Linked DNA regions of Homo sapiens: regions 1, 3 and 4 are each linked to region 2. The links are chromatin contacts, found by Hi-C or POLR2A ChIA-PET in ENCODE. All regions are on one chromosome and are shown on one strand. Each heading gives the region's core, a stretch centred on a gene start or an enhancer-like site at or near the end of the contact. The rest is flanking DNA. Distances are from core to core; before and after follow the strand shown. Region 1 has its middle 21 kb from the start of LINC01991. Region 2 overlaps LPP (LIM domain containing preferred translocation partner in lipoma). Region 3 has its middle 63 kb from the start of LINC01991. Region 4 overlaps LPP (LIM domain containing preferred translocation partner in lipoma).

Region 1 (5,307 bases), core at 1,223-3,722, 410 kb before region 2:
TAAAATCAATAAAATAAGAAGGCGGGAGACTGAGTCTCAGTTACATGCCTACTCTAGGTATTCACATATTGGATTAAATAGTCCTTAGGACCCCTTTCTTTCACTGTCCTGGTGATGGCAGGCCTGGAAATGCCACTCTGTACTGCTCTCTGAGATGTCAAAGCAGCCCTTTGGAAGCACCAAGGAAGAGTACAACTACACGTGACTAAACTCTCCTGGCTGAGTCAAAAACCACTGCAATTTTTAGTGTTTCCTTGGCCTTAGCCACATTCATTGCAGGAGGAACCTCAGGAGCTTGGAAGCAGAGCATCTGCCCACTAGCGGTCTACATGGGGCCTCTGAAATTCACAAGTGCGCCAGGAGCTCATTACTTCTTGCCCTTCTCCCTGTCTCTCTGATTCACCTCTTGTTTGATGCCCTGAAGGTGACTAATGATTCAGAGCATCCCATCTTTGGTTCCGCCCAGGTATTCTCCTTCAGACCTTGATTCCACTTGAAAAACAAAAAGAAAACAACTCTGATTCATTTGATTCCACTTCTTTGGGGTTTTGGGAGTGGGGAGACAAGAGTGATGGAGAAAACATACAAATTGGACTGGTAAAGTGGTCTAATTCAGAGGGTGCATTGCCCTGCACCTGAAGGTGAGGAAAGACTGGCAGCCACCTTACCAGCACCTGACATCAGACATGAGTGACAGGCAAGCTCCCGAGAAACCTGTGGAACCTCACCAGCATGCAGACTGTCTTTATTTACTTTCTTTTCTACTTGCTGTGCCTTTGGTGCTGGAAGCAAGGGCATGGACGGACAACTGCTCAGACTAAGGTTGCTTCTCTAACTCTCCTTCCTGCCTGGCACCATTAGCTCAACCCCTCATCACCTCTCAGAAGATTGGACTCCAGTTCTGAGTCCATCCCCTCGCCGTCAGTCCTCCCTGGAGTCCATTTGCACTCCAGGCTAAATTAGCATCTCAAAAGCCATCTTCTCATTATGTCACTGTCCTCCTCAAAAGCTGCCAGGCTCCTTGCAGTCTGCAGACAAAGTTGAACTTCTCACTGGTCTTCAAGTCCCACTGGCTTTAACTCCCACAGATTCCCTACCCAATCAAAATTATGATGTACCCACTCTAATCAGTCATTCTTACCCTCCACTAAGAATATCTCACATCCATACCTCTATGGAAATCACAGGCTCTAATCATTTACTCTCTGGGTGGCCTTGGAAAAGCAATTTATCACCTCTGAGCCTCAATTTCCTCATCTACAAAATGATGCTATCTAACAGGGGAGGATTTCCATGAAGAGGAACTGAGATAATATACAAGGGCATAGCACAGTACCTCAAACATAGTGAGAGAACAACAAAAGTTAGCTTTAATCATAATCATCAAAATAATAATGACATTGATAATTGTCATTGATAATTGGTCTAGCTCATGTCATCTCTTCCATGAAGCCTTCTCTGATCTTCAATCTGAGTGTGATTCCTCCTTCTTTTGAAGTCACCCTATACTTGTAGGGCCATCCCCATATGCTACAGGGTATCACAGTGACTTCTCCACTTATCCTGTCTCCTTCTTTATCTGCCTGTGGGTCATTTGCCTCATCTAAAACTGAATCCTGGCACTTGGTAAAGCTTTATTTCATGTGGATGTTTCTCTGGATTCTGCAGGCAGGGCCAGAAAATGTCAATGGTGATTGTGAACTGTTCTGGAAGAATAGGGTTTCCCTTCAGAAATAAAAGAGTACCTCACTGTGGTACCTCTCTGCCTGTGTGGACACACAACACAACCCAGCCCAGTCTGGGCCACCAGAGGAACCAGCTGGTCGAGCTTTGTGAACTTTGTCTTCATGCCCCGACACCCTACTTCCCAAAGCCTGGACCGGTAAAGTTCTTTTCACCAGAAAGGACAAGGGCAAGTGAGTGCAAGAGAGAAAGTGGCACATTTATCACTGAGAACCTGCTTGGGAAATGGGGGAAAGGGGAAGGGAAGAGATCTTATTTTCTAAGACTTGAGAAGGGAAAATGGAAGTGGGAGGGAAATCATCTGTGGCTTATGTTCTCTAAAGTTCAAAGGGAACTTGCTGCCCCATACATGATGTTGATTAGGGAAAGTATCATCTAGTTACACTGAACCCCACAGATTGGTAAGCATGAACTCAGAAGGGTCCCAGCTTTCTGATTCATCTGATCCACAAGCCTTGGTCAGCAAGCACGCAGTTGCTTTTGCTTTAAGATGACCTTATTTGAAATTCCTTATGTAGCTGTCACTGCCAGCACTAAAGCCTGGTCATTTACAGTAGCTGTCCTTTCTGAATTTAAATCTGATAAAACAGGCTGCGCCTGCCCCACACCTCCTAGGGGTCTAGATCTGAAAGGAGCCCCAGGGATCATCCCATCTAGTCTAACCCTGGCCCAGAGAGGAAGGGTCACACCACCAGGCAGTGCTGAAGCCAGGCCTGCAACACACTTTCCACTACCCCAAGATGCCCCCACTGGCTGTTCAATTTAAGGACATAACCCGTGAAGAAAGGAGATTGTGAAATGCTTCCACTAGAAGCCCAAGGGTGGCTGAAAGCCCAGATGCTTCTCTCTTAACCCTCCTAACCTAGTCCCAGTTCAGCAGTTTGCTTCCCACTGTTTCATGTTAACCCTTTTTCTCCATGAGGCCAAGGCTTGTCTTCCAATGAGCAGCTCCTTACAATAACTAAGCCGGCTTCTGCTTGTACCTTCCCAGACACCTCCACTGGCAAAACCTTTCCATTGAGCAATCTTCTTGTGAAAACTGACTCTTCTTTGCCCTTTACAATTACTCAGCAACTCTGCAAAACAGTAACCCAACTGTTTATTTTGATTTCAAGCTTGGGGTTAAAGGGCTAGCTTTGTCATTTTTTTTTTTTTATTCCCCTTGAGGAAGTTACTAGAGACCTCAGGGATTTCTTGTCTTTGACTCTTGACTACCAGCTTGACATGCCTCCATCTTCCACTAGCCCCCAGTCTGTGCCAGGTGACACAGAAGTTTCCAGGAAGGAAAGGGGATACTCCTCCAGAGGAAAGATACTTCCTAAATGGAGAGCTGGCATTCACTCAACCTTCCCTCCAACCACCCATCCCCAAGGCACCAACCTGCCCATGTTTTCAATGCATCTGCCAGGCTGCATCACTATCTCCCATGTTTGTTCTGTAGTTTCAGAGTTTACAAAGCACTCTAACCTCCCTCAATTCAGGGGATGTTCAGGACCTCCTGAAGGGTAGGCCACACAGGTTTGCATATTAGAGAGGAGATAATCATATATGTTTATGCTTATATCTGGGACTAACCTAATCAAGGTTAGAAATTATAGTCAGCCTCTTGACTCCACGTTCAGTGTTCCTTATAATCTTTCTTCTGCCAGCTACTCCCGTTATTTTCCATCTTGCATACCCAGCTAAAAAGAGTTTTCTAGAATACCATTCTTCTTCGCCTGCTCTCCCATTCACAAACTTTCAGCAACTCCTAAATGCCCATAGGATAAAATTCCAATGACTCTGCTTGTCTTTTAAGGCCCTCCACAGTATGACTCCATAATATCTCCCTAACATTATTTCCACCATGTCAGCATGGTGAAGCTATGTGAATTTCCCACAATGTCTAATGCACTTTTTAAACCTCTGGACCTTAACTTTTTTGTTTGTTTGTTTTTTGCTTTTTGTTTTTTGAGATGGAGTCTCGCTCTGTCACTCAGGTTGGAGTGCAGTGGCATGATCTCGGCTCACTGCAACCTCCACCTCCCGGGTTCAAGCGATTCTTCTGCCTCAGCCTCCCAAGTAGCTGGGACTGAGGCACGCACCACCACGCCCAGCTAATTTTTGTATTTTTAGTAGAGATGGGGTTTCACCATATTGGCCAGGCTGGTCTCAAACTCTTGACCTCGTGATCCACCTGCCTCGGCCTCTCAAAGTGCTGGGATTACAGGCATGAGCCACTACACTTGGCCTGGACCTTATCATGTTGCTTCCCCACACCACCCCACAGATCCATCTTCAAGGTGCTTCTTCAATAATGGCACCCATTGCTAGAATATCTCTGGATGCTCCCAGCACACAGTGAGCTCTCTCTTCTTAAATTCCATAGCTTGTGTAAACCATAATACTCTCTAGGCCTAGAGAGCAAATGTGCATCAGGCAGAAGTTAAGGCTAGCCTTTACCTGTCATCTCCCACCTCAGCTCAGAAAAGGGTCTCCCACCTCAACTCACATGCATCTGCTGGTGGTTATTTACTAAATATCAGGTTCAAAAATAGTTTAGGGTAGGGCTTGCCTTCTCATGGTTAGACAAATAAGAGAAACAGAAGAAAAAAATATTGGATCAAAGGTATAAAATTTCTATTTCATCATCAAAATACTAATTGTACCCTACTTTATCATAGAAGGAGGAGGAAGGGTGGGAAGAAAAAGGAAGACATCTAGAGGGATGGCTCAAGTTTAGAGCAAAGGTAACTGATTCCCATCTGTGGTTCTTCAAGGCCCCGGAAAGAACACACCCAGTGCTTTGGGTTTAACAGCGATGACCTTGAGCCATTTCACTTGGAGTCTCAGATTTCTGGAAAATGTGGGTAATTTTCTCTGCCCAGCCCATCTCACTGGATAATAGCTGTGAAAGTGCTTTGTAAGTGTAAATGCAAGAACTATGTGAGTGGTGACTAATTTCCAAAGGCCAGGCCGCCCCCAACCCCACCTTCAGAGCATTTCATCTGTTAAAATACATGAGACCATTGGGATCTGTAGAAGAGCAAACGCTCCCTTTTGCACCTATGCTGTTGACTGATGACCTTCTGGTGCTGGAAATGTCTTGTGATTCTTGGACTATTATTAGGGATGGTTAAACTGGTGGAGGGAGGCTAAAAACGGCCAGCACAGCCATCACTAACCTTTTGGTTTCCCATTTCAGGAACCAGTTTCAAAATAAAATCTTTTTTTTTCTTTTTTTTTTTAATGAGAACACATTTCTGTAGTTCTTCACAACACACTGAAAGAAAAGAGAATTTCACTTTGCAAGACTGGGGAGATTGTCTTTCCTGAGTTTGCTCAGCCCCAGCCATTAACCCTAGAACATTTGTTCCAAACTGGAACTTGAGCCTTGAAGTTCAGCCAAGTTGGGTGGACTTCCTGGTGCCTCCACTGCTGGCCTGTCTGAGCCCTGCCCTGGGACAAATGTACAGGACTCTAAATGGAGCAGAATCTCAGGGAACAGTAAAAGGGCTGGGGAGGGCAGAGTTTGGGGTTGAGGGACTCTGGGCTTCTTGCTCTCAAGTCCATATCTGCCTCTGA
Region 2 (5,504 bases), core at 1,906-4,405:
AAGTGGACTGTAAAGAGTGCTTATTCCACGCTGGGCAGGTCATTAGAATTGTCATGTCAAATTCCCTTCCTTAATCCCCTCAACTACCCAGTGGAGTCAGGATTATTAATCTCTTCCTCTATACGTGAGGACAGTGAATCCAGAGTGGCTTGCTGGTGCTGAATAGATCATGTTGTCTTACAACTTGAGCTTTTCCCTTGTTCCTTTCCCTATTTGTCTGCTGAACTCATCTGTCTCCAGGTTGTAAATGAGATTCTCCTCTGAAGAGCCTCTGAGCCCCCTGTAACTCTATTCTTGTATTGCATGACGATACTCTTGTTCTTTAGGTTTATACCTCTTTCTCCCCTTAAGACCTAAAACTCGATCTGGGTTACTCTAGAGCCCACAGGTTTATATTGCACTGCTCTGCCCACATTCCAGCCTTCTCCACTTTAACATATGACTTGATGATAGCTTTTCAGACCCAGTCCCTCACAAGATACCTCTTTTTCAACCCATTATTTTAGACCTTCTTTACTTGACATATTTTGAGTTTTCTGGATTCTAGGCTTCCTTATCGTTAGTGTCACTTTCCCCCCTTCTGTTACATGTCTGTTACCTTCTTGCTATTTGCTTAGGTCCTACCTTAACTTTGAAGGAACGCTTTTCAAACCCGGCCTGCATCGGAATTAGGAATCCCACCCTCAGAAGTTATGGTTTAGTAAACCTGAGAGAGTGTGGGAGAATTTGTATTGCACTCCCAGATGATCCTGAAACTGTCATTCTGTGGGCTTATGTTTATTAGCACTTCTTTAAAGCATAGTTCAAGACCTCTGTTTTCCAGGATATTTAACTATCTTAGTCCAAAGTCTTTCCTTTCTTCCTTGCCTCCTTCTCTCTCTCCTCTTTGTCTTTTCTTCTTCTCTTCCTCCCTTCTTTCTCCCACCCTCCTCTCTCTTTCTTCTCATGAAGTCCATATGATATCCTGTCTGAATTACATAACTTTTTTTTTCTTTTTGTGGAGATGGGGTCTCACTATGCTGCCCAGGCTGGTCTTGAATTCCTAGGCTCAAGCGATCCTCCCATTGAAGCCTTCCAAAGTGCTGGGATTACAGTCATGAGCCACCACATCTGGCCTGAATTAGACAACTTCTTATTTATGTGGATCTCAGAAGCTCCATCATCCACTTCTTAAGCCTGGTAAACACTTTTATTAGATAAGAGAGACAGTTTTGCATAAATGAACAAAAATCTAGATGAAAAGTTCTCGAATCCTGAATCACATCTTGCCATAACCTCTTACTAGCCGTGTGTTCTTGGACATCTTATGGACTGGAGTTTCCTTGTCTCTAAAATAATTATTCCATTTCCTTGTACTGCAGAAGCTCATGAAAAAGGTCAAATGAGATAGCGGGTGTATAAAGTGCTACACAAATGCAATGATGCTAATAGTAAATTATTGTTGATGTTTTCTTTGTTTCTGTACAGTTGACTCATTTGCTTTATCATTAATGATGAGGCATGAAAGAAATGCTGCTTGTTTTTAATGAACTATGGAAGACTAGGTGGAGCTGACGGGATGTTGGGATTTCAGGAAAGCTCTTTTAGGTTTCTGGAAATGATACTCATACCAATAGTTGTGAGCTTAGGTTGAAGAGCAATGTTGTATTTATACTATAATTTTTCTTCAAATAAACTGTGATAAAGATTTTGAATATTACTTTCATATTCTGAACTTCTCATGTACACTTGAAAAGAGTCATGAAATAGTAGTAGCGGTTGCCATTTATAGGGGTCGTAGGGTGTTGTTATGGTTAAATTTATAAATCCTTAAAATTATGATTTCTATCACAAAAATGCCTAAAAGGGTGCATTCTCTAGGTTTTTTCCTTCTTTCATTCCCTTCCTTCCCTCCCCTCCCTCCCTCCTTCCCCTCCCTCCCTTCCTTCCTTCCCTCTCCTTTCCTTTCTTCTCCTTTCCTTTTCCTTTTCCCTCTCCTCTCCTCTCCTCTCCTCTCCTCTCCTCCCCTCTCCTCTCCTCTCCTCTCCTCTCCTTTCATTTTTCCTTTCCTTTCTCTCGCTCTGTTGCTCAGGCTACAGTGCAGTGGCACAATCTCGGCTCACTGCAACCTCCACCTCCCGGGTCCAAGCGATTCTCATGCCTCAGCCTCCCAAGTAGCTGGGATTACAGGCGCCCTGCCACCACACCAGGATAATTTTTGTATTTTTAGTAGAGATGGGGTTTTGCCATGTTGGCCAGGCTGGTCTCGAACTCCTGACCTCAAATGATTTGCCCATTTTGGCTTCCCAAAGTGTTGGGATTACGGGCGTGAGCCACTGTGCCTAGCCCCTCTAGGTTTTCTTAAGAAAACCTATCTATTCCTCAAGTGCTTACTCTGCAAAGCCTAGGTCTGCCACCAAGGAATAAAAATATGGCTAAATGTACTTCCTTTCCTCCCAGAGTTCACTGTTCAATAGGGGACACAAACACATAAATAACTAGCTCTTGCACCAAGCGAAATGTACAGTGCGACAAAGGAGAGGTACAGATAGTAGGCTGTGGGCCCGAAGGAGGGTTTCCGTGGGCGTGAGTATGAAGGAGGGGTTTCCTGAAGGAGGGGGTATTTGAACAACCCTTTTGAAGACTAAAAGGATGTCCGCAAATGAAATTTAGGGTAGAAACATGCCAGAAAAAGGCACAGTGTTTTCAATACGCTAGGCATTTCTTAAACTATTTATAGCTGAGGTTATGGGAAAAGAGATAGTAGAAATATGAGAATATCTTCTCCAAAGATTCTATGCTAATATCCTGATCCATCTGACTATGCTTATTTGACTGCTTTTTGTGTTTGTCTTCTTCTTTACTGGATATCCTTTTTGCCGCTTCCTTTCTGGAATTTTCTTTCCTGGCCATTAGCCTCTCTCTCCTACACCGTTGCCTTACTCTCACTGCCATACTCCTTTGGACATCCTCCTTCTCTTGTTTCCTGATACTTTTACATCCCCTTCCATCCTTTACTCCTTAGCTTTTGTTTTTATTTGCAGTGTTAAAGATAGCCTCTTTTTATTTCCCTGTAGTGATTAGATCGACGTGTTTACAATATGAACACACACGTTTTCTCTTCTTCAGGCTCTGAGTCATCGAGTTCACAATGCCATGTCTAGTCAGTACTTCTATGTGTGTATAGTGCCCATTGTGGCCGAGTAGAGATAAGGTCACTGCGGAAGAAAATAAATCGCTAAAATCTGTTAGAATACGTCAGCTTCCAGGTTTGTCTGAGGATGCAGTGGAAACCACGTTCTGTGGCCAGCATGTCAGTAGCTTTTGATGATCAGAGCCTTCCATTTTGATACTTTAAAATAATGTAATCTAAGTTCACATCAACTGAATCCAGACAGTTTCACCATCCACCACATTATTAATTCCAGATGGGAAAATTCATTAGGGCTCAAATTTTGTTTGAGACCCAACTGTTTTTTAAATTATTATTACAATTATTATCTATTTATTTTATTTATTTTTTTTTTTTACAACTGATGGGAAGGGAAATTTAACAGCTGTGTGATTAGCAGGGCATGAAATTAAAAACGTTTTGCACAGAATCAAGAGGTTGTTTACTACAGAATTTGTCATCTGAGAATTAAGTGTCATTAAGACTGCCCACAGGATGATCTCTTTCACCATTCAAGCTTTGATTTCCACGCCCGGTTTTTTGCTAAAAGGCCTTTAACCTTTTCTGGAAGGAAAATGCATGTGGATTTATCACGAAGGTACCATCAGCATTTCAAATGCTAAGTCAAGGTAAAAACGACACTCTTGTCTGTCACAAAATAACAGTACAACTAGATGTTCAGCCTCACTGCTCTCAGCAAAGAGTGAGTTCCAATTTGAGGAAATCAGGTAAATTAGAAAAGGCTGCAGCTGGATTAGTGGCTTCACTCTTTCCCTCTAAAACTGTAGGAGTTTCATATTTCCATCAAGGCAGCTCAGGTCCCTAGAGCATGATGTTTACCCTTACATTTTCCTAGGTGTATGGGCTCTTTACGTCTTTGGTCTCTTTGCAAACGCCCTCCTTCGACTGAGCTCTAGAAAGTACTCTGTCCTGGGCTGAGCGCAGTGGCTCAAGCCTGTAATCCCAGCACTTTGGGAGGCCAAGGCGGGCAGATCACGAGGTCAGGAGTTCAAGACCAGCCTGGCCAACATGGTGAAACCCCGTCTCTACTAAAAATACAAAAATTAGCCAGGCATGATGGCGGGCTCCTGTAATCCCAACTACTAGGGAGGCTGAGGCAGAAGAATCCCTTGATCCTGGGAGGTAGAGGTTGCAGTGAGTTGAGATGGTGCCACTGCACTCCAGCCTGGACGAAAGAGTGAAAACTCCCTCCCAAAAAAAAAAAAAAAAAAAAAAATACTATGTACTTGTTCCTTTGGGCAAGATGTTGGCAGTTTTCTGCAGAAGCGTGGTCAAGCACATTAGCTGGACTGTCTTGGTCGAGGTTTGAAGGCAATGCCATTTGCTTGGGCAAGTTACATGGACTCTCTGCAGTTCATTTGCCTCATCATCCTCCAACTTAATGAAGGTAATGACAGTATCTACCTCAAGGATTACTTTGGGGATTCAGAGTTATTACCAAAAATGTTTAAGGCCCTGCCCGACTCATTGTTTATGCTCAGTTAATGTTAGCTATCTCCATGCTTTTCAGTCAATATATTGCATTGTGTTTGGAAGTCTTCATATCTAGTTTCATACCTGACACAGACTTGCTTAACTTCTGCCCTGGAATCTTTTTGCTATCCCTGTCTTACTGTCTTTAATAGAGCCTTTCTTATTTGATACTTATTTATATACTTGCCTTCGTTCGTTTTTTAGACAAATTTTATTTTCATATTTGTTGAATTAAACCAGACACAGCTTCTACACTTATGGGGTTTCCTTTCTGGGAGAATGGGGCTGGTGACAATTAATGCAGAAAACTTCTATTGGAGATAGACATGCAAAAACACTCAGAGATAGAGTTGAGGAATTTGTAGTCATTAGAGGAGAGAGATGTTAGTTTTGGCTGGGATTGGAGTTAAATGGAGAGAAAATAAAGGAAGACTTTCTGGAGGAGGAGGGTTTTGATCTGGAACCTGCACGCTCATTAGAATTTGAATTCGACCTGGCAGAAAGGGGAAAAGACTTCCCAGGCTGAGTGAAGTTTTGGAGCTGCACATTTTATTTTATTTTTCATATTTGTTTCCTGCTGCCCTCTGGCCACCATTCAGACCGTTTGGAGGCCTGTTATTGTAGGTGGGACCTAAGTTCCAGCACCAGTAGATGTGTGAGTGAGGCTTTTATAGTATTGATGTCTTGTATTTAAAATGAACAGAGGAAGAAGCCCTGGAGTCCATTCTAATAAATGTATTTCAAAGGGGGCTTTCTTCTTTTGTCTGAGTGAGAGGCAGGAATAGGAATGACAGAGGCAGCAAGTGTTGGATGTCTGTAGAAGAATCATAGAGTTCTCTTTAGAGCACTAAACAGAGGG
Region 3 (5,411 bases), core at 1,892-4,391, 450 kb before region 2:
AGGTCACTTTCTTCTTTGTGCTTTTCTAGGGTGGGTGAGGGAGGATTCAAGAAGTCAAGAGGGACTAATCAGAATTTGGTGTTCGGTAGATCATAGATTATGAGAGCTGGATGGTACATTACAGACTAAATAGTCCAACCCTGCCCATTCCCACATATGAATAAACTAAGTTCTAGAGTAGCTAAGTGACATAACCCATGTCACCCAACAATGGCAGGGCAAAACCAAAGTTTTCTCTATTCTTTTTCTCTCCGGTTAATAGCAGACTCCTTTTCTTCCTACTTAAGAAACTGGCTTTCCTTAGACTTTTGCAAGCTCTTTAAATAGCGAGGAGCCTCACCTTGGCAGAGGCCTAGGTATTTCACTTTCCATCTTTAAACATGGCCCTGGATTAGCTCTGCTTGATGAGTAGCCATCTCCTATCCTGCTTAGAACTCTTCTCCTGGTTTAAGCCTCAGAAATTCAGGCTCTGGGATGCTATGACATTTCTGCCAAATGGTATATGATAGCTTCCACTTGGTAGGACAGTCATCATTTTACCAATGAGCCATAGATAGGCTTGGTTCATCAAAGGAGACCATCAGACTTACCTGTGGGTGTCGTTCCCTGACTTACTCATCAGCCTGCTATCTAGGAGGTCTCTAGAGCCAAAGTCTTGGGGGGTTGTGCTTCCCTCTGACCCACTGGACTCTGAGCATATGGAGGCCAAGATCAAGGTCTTACTCATCTTCATTTCCTGCTTGTTGCTTGGATGATGTCTACTAAATTTTAATAGATGAATGGGCCAAACACTTATAGGAAGAAATTTACAGACTGGAACTCACTCAGTGAGCAGCAACCAGGACTGTGAGAAGATGAACATTTGAGTAGGATAAGGGATGCCTTAAAAAGAAGAGATATTCAACTTGGAGAAGAAAATGTTCACTGGGGAAATGATCATCATCTTCAAATAACAAAAGGGTGTCTTTGGGAAGATGAGAAGTAGGAGAAGGCAACTCTGGAAAGGAGGACTTCAGAGGAACATAAGAATCTGCTTTGGGAACAACCCATATTTACTGAGGATCCTCTCTTGACAGAGATATGGAAAGGAGGGGACAATCAGTGGGGAAACAGCGTGGCCCAAGACTTCTAACTTTAAGGAGCCTCTGCTACCTTAGAATAGAGAAGAACTGGTAGCACTTTAATTGGAGGCAACATTGAAGGTAAGGAGAAACTATTTGCAGTAAATTGAAATGGAGGCAGGAGTAGAAAAGAAAGAGGTTTGAGGATAGAACAAGCATGCTTCATCCTCCTAGGATTCCTCTTTTTATAATAACAATACTGATTATTAAGTGCTTCTATTTACCAAGCTCTGTATCATAATTTTAGCCTCACTGATGATAACCCTGATACAGCAACAATCAGAAAGCCCCACTTCATACAAGTTGAACTTGAAAAAAATAAAGGAAATTGATTTTAAAAAAACATGTTGGCAAGCTTTCTGTGACACTGGCATGCTCGTGTGTGGAACACAAACTGAACGCAAATGGAAACAATCCCTTTGGAGAGCTGTTTGGCAATACCTTTCAAGGTCATAAAACTCAGCTAATAATCTCAGTCCCAGGGATTTACTCTAAGTAAAACGCCTCTTAAAAAAAAAAAAAAAAAAAGAAAAAAAAAACCCTATATGGTCAAGGTGCTTTAAAATAGCAAAACCTGGAAATAATCCAAATTTCCAACAATTTAGGAATGGTTAAATAATTTATGATATATTAACTCCATGAAAAATTATGTAGCCATTAAAATGATAAATGAGAAGACTCTGTGGCAAAATGAAAGACATATAACAAATAATGGGCAAGCATGAGAGTGGAATGCAAAATTGTACACATGCTCTGATTATCACTGTAAAAACACTTATGGCTAGAAATTGAGAGGGACAATAGGGGTATATAAAAAAATTATTGTTTTGTGAGATTTTGTGCATAATCATTGTACACTTTATAAAATGAAAACACAGAAGAACTCTTGCCGTCGCTGGGGAAATTTGAGAATCACAGCATGTAAGTTAGAAAGCATTGTATGGGTCCTTGGCGAGCGCTCTCTTTGTACGGTTAAGGAAACCAAAGCCCTGAGGAAAGTAGCTTGTCTGTCCCACAGCTAGTTAGCAGCAGGGTTGAGGCTAGAACACAGAAGCACAGAGTAGAGGATCCTTGGAAGATTACATTGAACAGCCGGATAATGTGGGAAACACACAGGGTGAAGAGGGCAAGAGAGAAAACAGGATTGCCTGTCATAAAAATTCTCAGATGTGAGCAGCAAATTCAGTCAGTGAAGAACACACCCCATTCTCCGTCTATTGAAAACAGCTACTGTCCACTCACTGAGTGGGCTGTGGGTCTGAAAAGAGAGGATCTGGTTTTCTGCCTTTGAGGGTCATCTTCCCTCACCTTCTCTCTTTCCCCATTACCACCTCCTGAGGTCAAGTTCTTGGCAATTATTCTCCAAACTCTCTGTGGGGCCAGTGATGCCCCAGTTGCTGCGCTAGGACTGGAGACGCAATGTTGACTAAGACACACATAGCCCTTGCTCTAATGGTGCTTTCACTTTAGGATTGAGACAGACAATTAGCTTGCTAACAAATAAATAAAATGATTTAATAAGGCAATGTGTACTACCTTAACAAACAAAACAGGGATTTGTGATGGGGACAGACAGTATGGGGCATGGAGGCTTATAAGCAAGTGGGTAACATGGTCTGACATATGTTTGAAAGCTTACTCTGGCTGACTTTATTTCTAGGATAATTGCAACAGTCTCTGTCTCTTCTTACTATGGCCAAGGAGGTCTTAACAAAATGTAAATTTGACGTGACACTGCTCCATCTGAAAACTTTTTAAGATTCCTTGTCAGCCCCAAGCTAAAGCTCAGACATTCAGCACAGCTATGGAAATTTTCATGCTAGGCTTCTATACCACCTTCACCCCCGCCACAGTGCAGGTCTTGCACTCTGCACCACAGCCCTCTTCAGGAGTCCCAGCCAGCTGCACACTCCCCTCAGGCTGAGCCTTTGAGATGCTGTTCAGAATCTGACCCTTTCCTCCTTCCTTGTTTATAGAACTCTTTCTCTCCCTTTAAGGTTTTGTTTGAATGTTACCTCTCCCCTCACTCTTCCAGGCACAGCAGATTAGTCACCGCTTTCTCTGTGCTCATAACATGCTTTGTTTACACTTGTATCAGGATATACCACATTGAATCATAATTATGTGTTTGTGTATGCATGTAGGTATAATAAACTCTTAGAGAGCAGAAGCCATATCTTATTTATGTTTTTATGTCTAGAACTAAGTGCAAGCTGGGCACCTAGCTTTAGTGAATATTTAATGAATGAGTTGGTAATAGATCATTGGATAAAAGGATGGATAGGTGGATGAATGAATTACTAAGCAAATAAATACAATCTATCCTCATTTTAAAAGCAAGGCAAATATGATCTGTTTCCTTATCTGTGAAAAGAATCACATAAGGTGATTTTTAAGGTTACTTCCAGCTCCAGGGTCTGATAGTCAATAAATCACAACTGGTTATTGCCGTTGGAATCAGAAAGCTTTCTTGGCTTGGCTGCTTGAGATATCTCAAAACGCTCCCAGGTTCATATTAAGGACTGAAAAGTCTGTGGATCCTTAACTTGCAAGCCTGCTGCACTGGGATAAATAAAACCTGGGCCTGGGCTGGGTGTTCTCCTGTCCCAATTGGCAACACTCACCATACCCAACATATCTGGTGAGGGAAGAAGGCTCGAGCAAAACAGGTTTTGAGCCAGCTCAGCAACAGCACAGCTATACATTCCTGTAAATTTCCAGGCCCATGTGAAGGCCGGGACAGGCGTGAATATTCCGCTATGTCACTCAGCTCCCGTGGTTATTTTTGTTCACCCCATCATCTTGTGGATGTGGCTTCAGGACAGACCTGTATAGATTTAGGTCAGAGGTCAGGAGAGAAATAATTCCTAATTCAGCTTTCAGTGGAGGAGAAAAGAGTGAGGACACACCATTCCCTCTTATGAGAATAAAGGTGAGACTGACCTGAGATTCCATTCATGCAAGAAGGCCTGTCTTACACCACTACAGGCCTAGTCCTCTGTTAGGAGAATATGGAGAGAGATAAAGTGGTTCCTGTCTTCAAGGAGTTTATACTCTAGTAAGAGAGATTGCTAATGTGCCTAAGGTAAGTTATTTGGGGCACAGAGAGGACAGTCCATGTGGATGAAGGTTGGAAGGTTGAAGGAAGAGGGAAGGAATACTTTATAAAGGAGGAAGTGTCTTCAACAGAGAGAAATGGAGATTGACTATGACAGTCAGAAAAAAATGCTTGAACGAGGGTAAGGAGAAGTCAAAGTACAGAGCAGTGGGGGAAGGTAAGCAGAGACTTGGGCACAGCAGAGGATGGGTAAGAGAAGGAAGGGAGGTATTTCACAATGTTGAAAGATGAAGGACAGGAGGGGTCAGCCGGGTCTTAGAGACCAGCCTCATCATTATTAAAATAAAATATTATCTAGTGCCAGTTATTGCCAAACAGGAAACCCTGTTCCTTCCTCTGAGTGCCAATCTCCAGGGTTTAGAATGCACCTGGAAAGCAATGGGGGTCTCTGGAGGCTCTTGAGAGCAGGGTGGGGTAGAAAGTGTTGAGACTTGTTCCCTGCCTGCTTCCCTTTCTTACCTGGATGCCAAGTGGTGGAATTGGCTTGGCAGGGACTTGAGCCTCATGGAGGGTTGGACACGTGACCTCTCTGATACTCTCCTAAGAGTGTCTGTGATCAACTCTGTGCTTATAGTCAACACAAGGCATTTGCAGAAAATAGAAAAACGTGAGTATGCATGTGCATGGACATACACACCCAGATGTCTCTGAAAATAAGTCTCCTGGAGTTAATAAAGATGTGATATAGAAGGCCAGATATCAAAAAGCACCCTTCTGGCAGCAGTTATAGGAGTTGGTCCCTCACAGAGATTTCATGCGATAGTCCCCTCTGCACTCTGGAAGGTAATGGAAATCCCAGCCCTCTCTTTTCTCATGTACAAACGGCAGATTTCCAGGCCCATGATCAAAGGCAGAAGGAGAGCTCAGAGAATGGCAAGAGGAAAAGAGAACAATCAGAATCTGAAACTAAGGCAGAGAAAACATTTATTAACCAACAAAGAAGCTCATTTTCGAGAAACTGAGTCCTTTCAAAAATGCAATCAGCATTAAAATCACTAATTTCCTTCTTCCTCTTCCTTCAGAGGGAGGAGTTTACAGTAAATTAATTTGGAAGTTAAGTGAGTACAAGTTTATCTTTAAAAGTATGTAAGAGACAGAACTAGGGATGAATCAAGCTTCAAAACATAAGCAAAGTAAAGGACGAAGCTAGGAATTTAAACCTGTCTTGGTGA
Region 4 (5,368 bases), core at 2,295-4,794, 310 kb after region 2:
AGAACCCAGGTCTCTCTCTTTTTTTTTTTTTGTTTTTTTATCACTCAAGCCAATAGTTTTTCCACCCTTTTAGTTCTGTTATTTGTCTTCTCCACTGTTATTCAAGGCTATCTCAGGCCAGAAGCAGAGGTTTGAACTCTTTTCAGATGAGAGCATTTTTGAGACTGGGACCTCATGTTGAACTAAACTCACCTCCACGTTGGCACGCACGTTACTTCCTCTTCCACTGTATAATTTTGCCGTTGGATTAAACTCATGTGGTTGGTGCTAAGGCTTTGACCACAGGCACATTTGAAGATTATACTTATTTCTGGATACAACCTCCTTTGCCTCCAAACTGAAAGGTTGGAAGGATGACGGGAACAAACTCAAGTCAAGGGATTCCAAATGGTCACATCTTATGACCACAGGCTTTATATTTGGAGCGCTACCATGATTAATGTGTCCTCGTTGCCATCCTAAGACTTCCATCATTTTCTTCCATTGTCTTTCTGACTTCAGCTCCGTTGCTACTTCTGGGCAGTTATAGGTTTCTAACCCAATAGGGCAATTTCAGTTTCCCCCGCGTTTTCTACATAAGTTGTCCTTTCTCCACATATTTGTTTATGCAGTTTAAGTCTTGCCAGATTGTTCTCTCTACGTTCTAAAATCTTTCCAATTTTGAAAGTCTTAGATCAAGTACTACGCAGCTGAAAATGGCTCTGCCTCTTTTATGGCATTTAATATCTACCTTGGATTATAGTTATTATAACGACCATAGATACTAAAACTTTGAAAAGAATAACAATTTGAATTCCTTTGTCCTATCCCCATAGGACCTAGCATTGCCTCTTTCAATTAATAAATGTGTAAGGAATAAATTATTTTGGCATATTATCCCTTGTCTTTTAAAAGTTTCACAGGAGTCCCTTTGCAATCAAGTTAAAGGCTATAAAAATTTAACATCTAGTTGTGTTGGCAGAGTTGTCAGCATTTACTTCAGTTTATCAAACTTCAATATTTATTTAAATTGAAACCAATCAGCCATTTTTTTCTATGCAAATCACAAATCTCATTTATTAATGCCTTCCCCTCCCCCTTTCCCTTACTACATCAATAGGAAGATTACATCTTGACATGATAAAAGGAGACAAGCTTTCGTTAATGTTAAGAATCTGCTCCATGGCCCCCTTTGCCCAGAAAGTCATGAATTCTGATAATCAAGGGGCAGTTGCCTATGTTATTTTTTTTTAAGTTTCTAGTTAATTATTTGCTCTTCCTTATTTGCATTTTGAGATGTAACAGTAGAGCAGTTTACCCATTCTCTCCTGAAAACTATGAGTCTGTTTCAGACAAATTACTATACTAGGCACCCACCCTCAGTGGAGGTGCAGGAGACTCTAGGCCCGGAATGGGTGAAATACCAGAAGTTGCATTTGAATATAATATTGACTAATTAGTCAGCCAGAAATGAGAGCTCTAAACATGCTCTTTTTGTGTCATTTACTGCATTTGTGGAGCATCTAATTATAAAGAAAATAAGTATTCTTCATTGGTTGCTAGTAAAGCTGCCACTGAAGGGCAAAAAGACATATAGCAATCATTGTTTAAATAGAAGCGCTTGAAAATTTTCCATTAATTTTCGTGTTTGCATTTTGAATGCTTTCTTGCTCACACTTGAGGTATCAAACTGAACAAGTCTGAACTGACTGCGTAAGAATTTAAGCAAGAACTGGGAGGGGTAGAAATGAGGAAGCTATTTGCATTCCTGGAAGACAAAACTCACGTTTATAATCTTTCTTGATACTAAGGCAGTTTGTTTCCCAAATGCTATTTATGGTGAGCTTTTTGTCTTCAAATGTTTGTTATAAGACTCTTTTTTTTTTTTAATCATCCAGTGCAGAAGTTCATGAAAGAAAGTGAAAGTGCACCCATACCCCCATTCATTTTCCAGAGCTTACCCTGTTTGGTACATTATCTTGTTGGCTCATGTTTTGCTTGGTTTTGTTTATGCAACTTTTTCTTATTAATTTGTTGTTGTCGTTGGATGGAGTTAGGGAGGGTTAAAGGACTGGAGTAAAAATGCTATTTATCTTTACCCCTTCTTCACTTACAGTGTGTGTACGTTGATGGAGGGGGTGGTGGGGATAGAGGGTGATTTTACCTGCTCCATTTTTGTTTCTATTTGCTGCTACCAGCTTGCTTCTTAACCCTGGGCAGAGGCTGCCCTGCAGGCAGGAGCAGAATAAGCTGTCTGTGCCCTTCCTCTTCCTATACCTTTGAAGATTGGTGCCTTTCACTGTTTTCCAATCGCTTGTTCTTTCCATAAGCTCGTTCCCTTCTCTCCACTGCTTTGACAACACCTTTTAGAGTTGCTCCTGGAGCTGCTGCCAAGACAATAGTATGTTTTCTCTTTTAAAGGTCTAAACCCTGGGAGGAGAGGAACTGGAGGAATTGAGTCAATATAATATACGAATCACTTTATATTTTACTATCTATAATTTAGTTTTTGACTTCCATTTCTAAGGAAAAAATTGTTTTCTTTTATTGTTTTTTTTTTTTCTGTTTCCATTCAGCACTCGTGTACTGAGAATCCCCAAGCTATATTAAGTCCCATTTGGGCCATTAATGTGTGTGCAACATGGTCTGTCTGTTCCAGTAGAGAAAAAGGCATATAAATAACTTTCTTATCACTGGTTATATGCTTTGAAGGAGTACAAATTAAACAACCTGTGGAAGTTCAAGTAAAAGAAAGCTTATTTCCAGTCACGAGAAGTTAAATGTGAGCTGGGCAGATTCATAATAGAGAAGTACCGTTTTTTTGTTTGTTTGTTTGTTTTTAACTCTGAGGGCCCTGTGAGCTTGGTCAATTTACATCATCTCATGAATGACATAGGGCCCTATATGTGGAAACAAATAACAACAACAACAAACCACTGTAGAGTCATATCAAAGAAAAATGAAGGTGGTATTCATCCACATCAATATTAAGATAAATTATTAAATATTTATAAAACTCTTTGACAGTGTACAGCCTCTATAATTAATCAATGTAGCACTTTCTCAATACTTCCCCATTTTAATTAGTACCAACATCAATCATAATTAGGCTCATGCTTTGGTCTCTCTGAGACTTTTAAAACATTATGGGTAGGGGGCATTTTTCAGGATTCAGGTATCAGCTAAGAGTTCATTTAGCCAGTAGATCGTGACCATTCTTCCTCTCCCTGAAGCTATGATTCTGGATACTGTGGCTCTTCCTGCTCCTCCAGACATAGAGAAAATGGACAAGTTTCTCCTTCCCCATTTTGAGTGCATGATGTGAAAACTTAGCTTGTCCAGCCAAACTGGAGGAAGGAGAGGCGGGACTTATTGGAGTAACTGAAAAGAGAAAAATTGGAATATGAGCAGTACCAATACTCAGTCTCTTAAGGAAGGGTAGAGTCCCTTTCTTTCTGTCTCTGTAATTTTTTTCTTTTTTGTTTTTTTTTTTTTCAAAGAAGATTGCATAAGATTCTGTCTCTCTAGGAGATGACTGATGAAATATACCCCCTGGGTCATTTGCATCTTACTCCTTTGTAGTGTAGGGAAGAACATTCCAAACCCATTATAAGCACTTACTGTTGTTGGGCATGTCATAACAAACACAATACCTTTCTGGAATATACTGCTGAGCCCTTGGCTTTTTGCTGAATTTGCCTAAAAGCCCTTCTGCCTATTGAGTGGCCACATTCTGAACTAGTTATACTTGGTTAAGTTTTCACACAGTACACTCTGGGATACTAGGGTTGCAACAATTTAAAAAAGAACATAGATGGAAGCTTTATATCTCAAAAGCTCCTACCTTTGACTTCCCTGACAATTTTTCCTTCTCCTGCTCTTCAACTCTATGTTTCCCAACTTTGTTTTTGTAAACACGAAAAGTAAATTTTTTACCATTTTGTGCCTAATTCCTCTTCTTTCTCTCTTCTCTTTTTACTCATCACAGGAATGTCTTAGCTTTCCTTCCTTCTCCAATCTGCCTTGGGTATAGAGTCACGCCTTTAAATCTTTTAGCATACCACAATGTAACTTACATAAGGAAATGTTTAATTTGGGAACCTCAATTGGTTTTGTTAACACTGCTGCACCGAAGCTCTAGCTGAATTCACATAATCTCATGATTTTAGTAAAGGTAACAAAGGAAAACGATTATGTAAGTACCTACTTTTCAACAAACATTGGGCTGGGTTTCTTCTTTACATTTTCTCATTTAATCTTCATAATAACCCTGCTAGATAAGGTTTACCATCTCATTTTGCAATGTGGAATCTGGAGCCCAGAGATATTAAATACCTTGTACGAGAGTAGGTGTGCAAAGCTAAACTTTGAACCTAGGCATCTCTGACTTCAAAGTCTATGCTTTTTCCACCTCATAGAAAGACCATCCAGAAGATCAAGTGTTGGAACCTTCCGAGGCTGTGACATATTTATTACTTCAAAGTTTATTATCACAGGACATGCATGCTGCTTTAGCAACTAGAAGTGTGTGAATGAATATTACTATTGTGTTGCATAAGTCCTTGGCAATATTACTTTTTAGGTGCCATTCTAATCCTGCCCTGTTTGGAATAATTGTGATTACGAGGGCATAGGAGTAATTCAGAAATTTTTTGAAGAAATTTCTCCCACAGCATTAGCCTTAGTTATGAGTATAATACAAAAGAAGAGGACCAGCCCTGCTGGAAGGTAAATGAAAAGATGGAGGAATTGAACGATTACATAACAGCTGTTCAGACTTGTGGTACTGATTAGAGTCATTTGTAGAGATGAAGCAGTGTGTCAAGCCAGTGTGGGCTAGGGTATACTGGGAAGTTCTCACAGACAGAATGAAGTGGGTTGCGGCAAGCCCTGAGGTATGGCAAAATCTGGACAGCTAGCCTGGATCTTCATTTTTCATTAGTTGGCTTCCTTAACTGCTCAACAAGTAGACCAAACAAACAAACCACGCATACACACAAAGCAAAGAAGTAAATAAAGAATGGTGGGGCTAAGACTGTGAATAGCTCCTAGCAAATTAGAGAAATAGCTTCAAGTATATGCCTTCTGGATGATGTATGTTTGTATATGAAGGACAACACATCAAGGGGTGTTGGTAGTAATCTGTGCTAAGCTTAGAAGCCAGTATATCATTGTTCTAGTTCTATTTCTACTGTCGAGTGGCTTTATAGCCTTAGACAAGTCATGTAACCGTTCAGGCCCCAAATGTCCTTCTGGAATTACAGGGATTGAACTGGATGAATAAAAAGTTCTATTTCAACTCCAACATTTAATAATTCTAAAGTTCTTAGTGAGCTCTGATTGCTCATTTGCATTACATAGGCATATATTAACCATTTTAATATGTATC

What was found. Hi-C counts contacts between places; a loop is a spot of excess contacts on that map. ChIA-PET counts read pairs that join two places held with the same protein, here RNA polymerase II (POLR2A). Pooled maps may share reads with other maps.
Region 1: a loop to region 2 is called in a pooled map, with 9 times the contacts of the local background. The contact joins two enhancer-like sites. A Hi-C loop is called at or near these places in 3 of 50 pooled maps. POLR2A ChIA-PET finds 5 or more read pairs at or near these places in 2 of 52 experiments (OCI-LY7 and endothelial cell of umbilical vein).
Region 3: a map of PC-3 shows a loop between it and region 2 (5-fold over the local background). The contact joins two enhancer-like sites. A Hi-C loop is called at or near these places in 1 of 168 maps with a recorded cell type or tissue (PC-3) and 5 of 50 pooled maps. POLR2A ChIA-PET finds 5 or more read pairs at or near these places in 1 of 52 experiments (PC-9).
Region 4: a map of PC-9 shows a loop between it and region 2 (2.1-fold over the local background). The contact joins two enhancer-like sites. A Hi-C loop is called at or near these places in 2 of 168 maps with a recorded cell type or tissue (PC-9 and heart left ventricle).

The regions. Positions count from the first base shown.
Region 1 is chr3:187,952,682-187,957,988 of GRCh38, forward strand. No RefSeq gene overlaps it. Among named protein-coding and RNA genes, the nearest start is that of LINC01991, 21 kb to the right of the region's middle. Within about 2 kb of position 2,473, at least 14 of the 41 ENCODE cell types and tissues checked have a DNase peak (open chromatin) inside an H3K27ac peak, as active enhancers do.
Region 2 is chr3:188,359,541-188,365,044 of GRCh38, forward strand. The region is part of intron 3 of LPP (LIM domain containing preferred translocation partner in lipoma); the gene reads left to right. Among named protein-coding and RNA genes, the nearest start is that of FLJ42393, 180 kb to the left of the region's middle. Within about 2 kb of position 3,156, at least 6 of the 41 ENCODE cell types and tissues checked have a DNase peak (open chromatin) inside an H3K27ac peak, as active enhancers do; they include PC-9, where a contact is called at or near this core.
Region 3 is chr3:187,910,675-187,916,085 of GRCh38, forward strand. No RefSeq gene overlaps it. Among named protein-coding and RNA genes, the nearest start is that of LINC01991, 63 kb to the right of the region's middle. Within about 2 kb of position 3,142, at least 10 of the 41 ENCODE cell types and tissues checked have a DNase peak (open chromatin) inside an H3K27ac peak, as active enhancers do; they include PC-9, where a contact is called at or near this core.
Region 4 is chr3:188,670,432-188,675,799 of GRCh38, forward strand. All of the region lies in intron 7 of LPP (LIM domain containing preferred translocation partner in lipoma), which reads left to right. Among named protein-coding and RNA genes, the nearest start is that of MIR28, 16 kb to the right of the region's middle. Within about 2 kb of position 3,545, at least 3 of the 41 ENCODE cell types and tissues checked have a DNase peak (open chromatin) inside an H3K27ac peak, as active enhancers do; they include PC-9, where a contact is called at or near this core.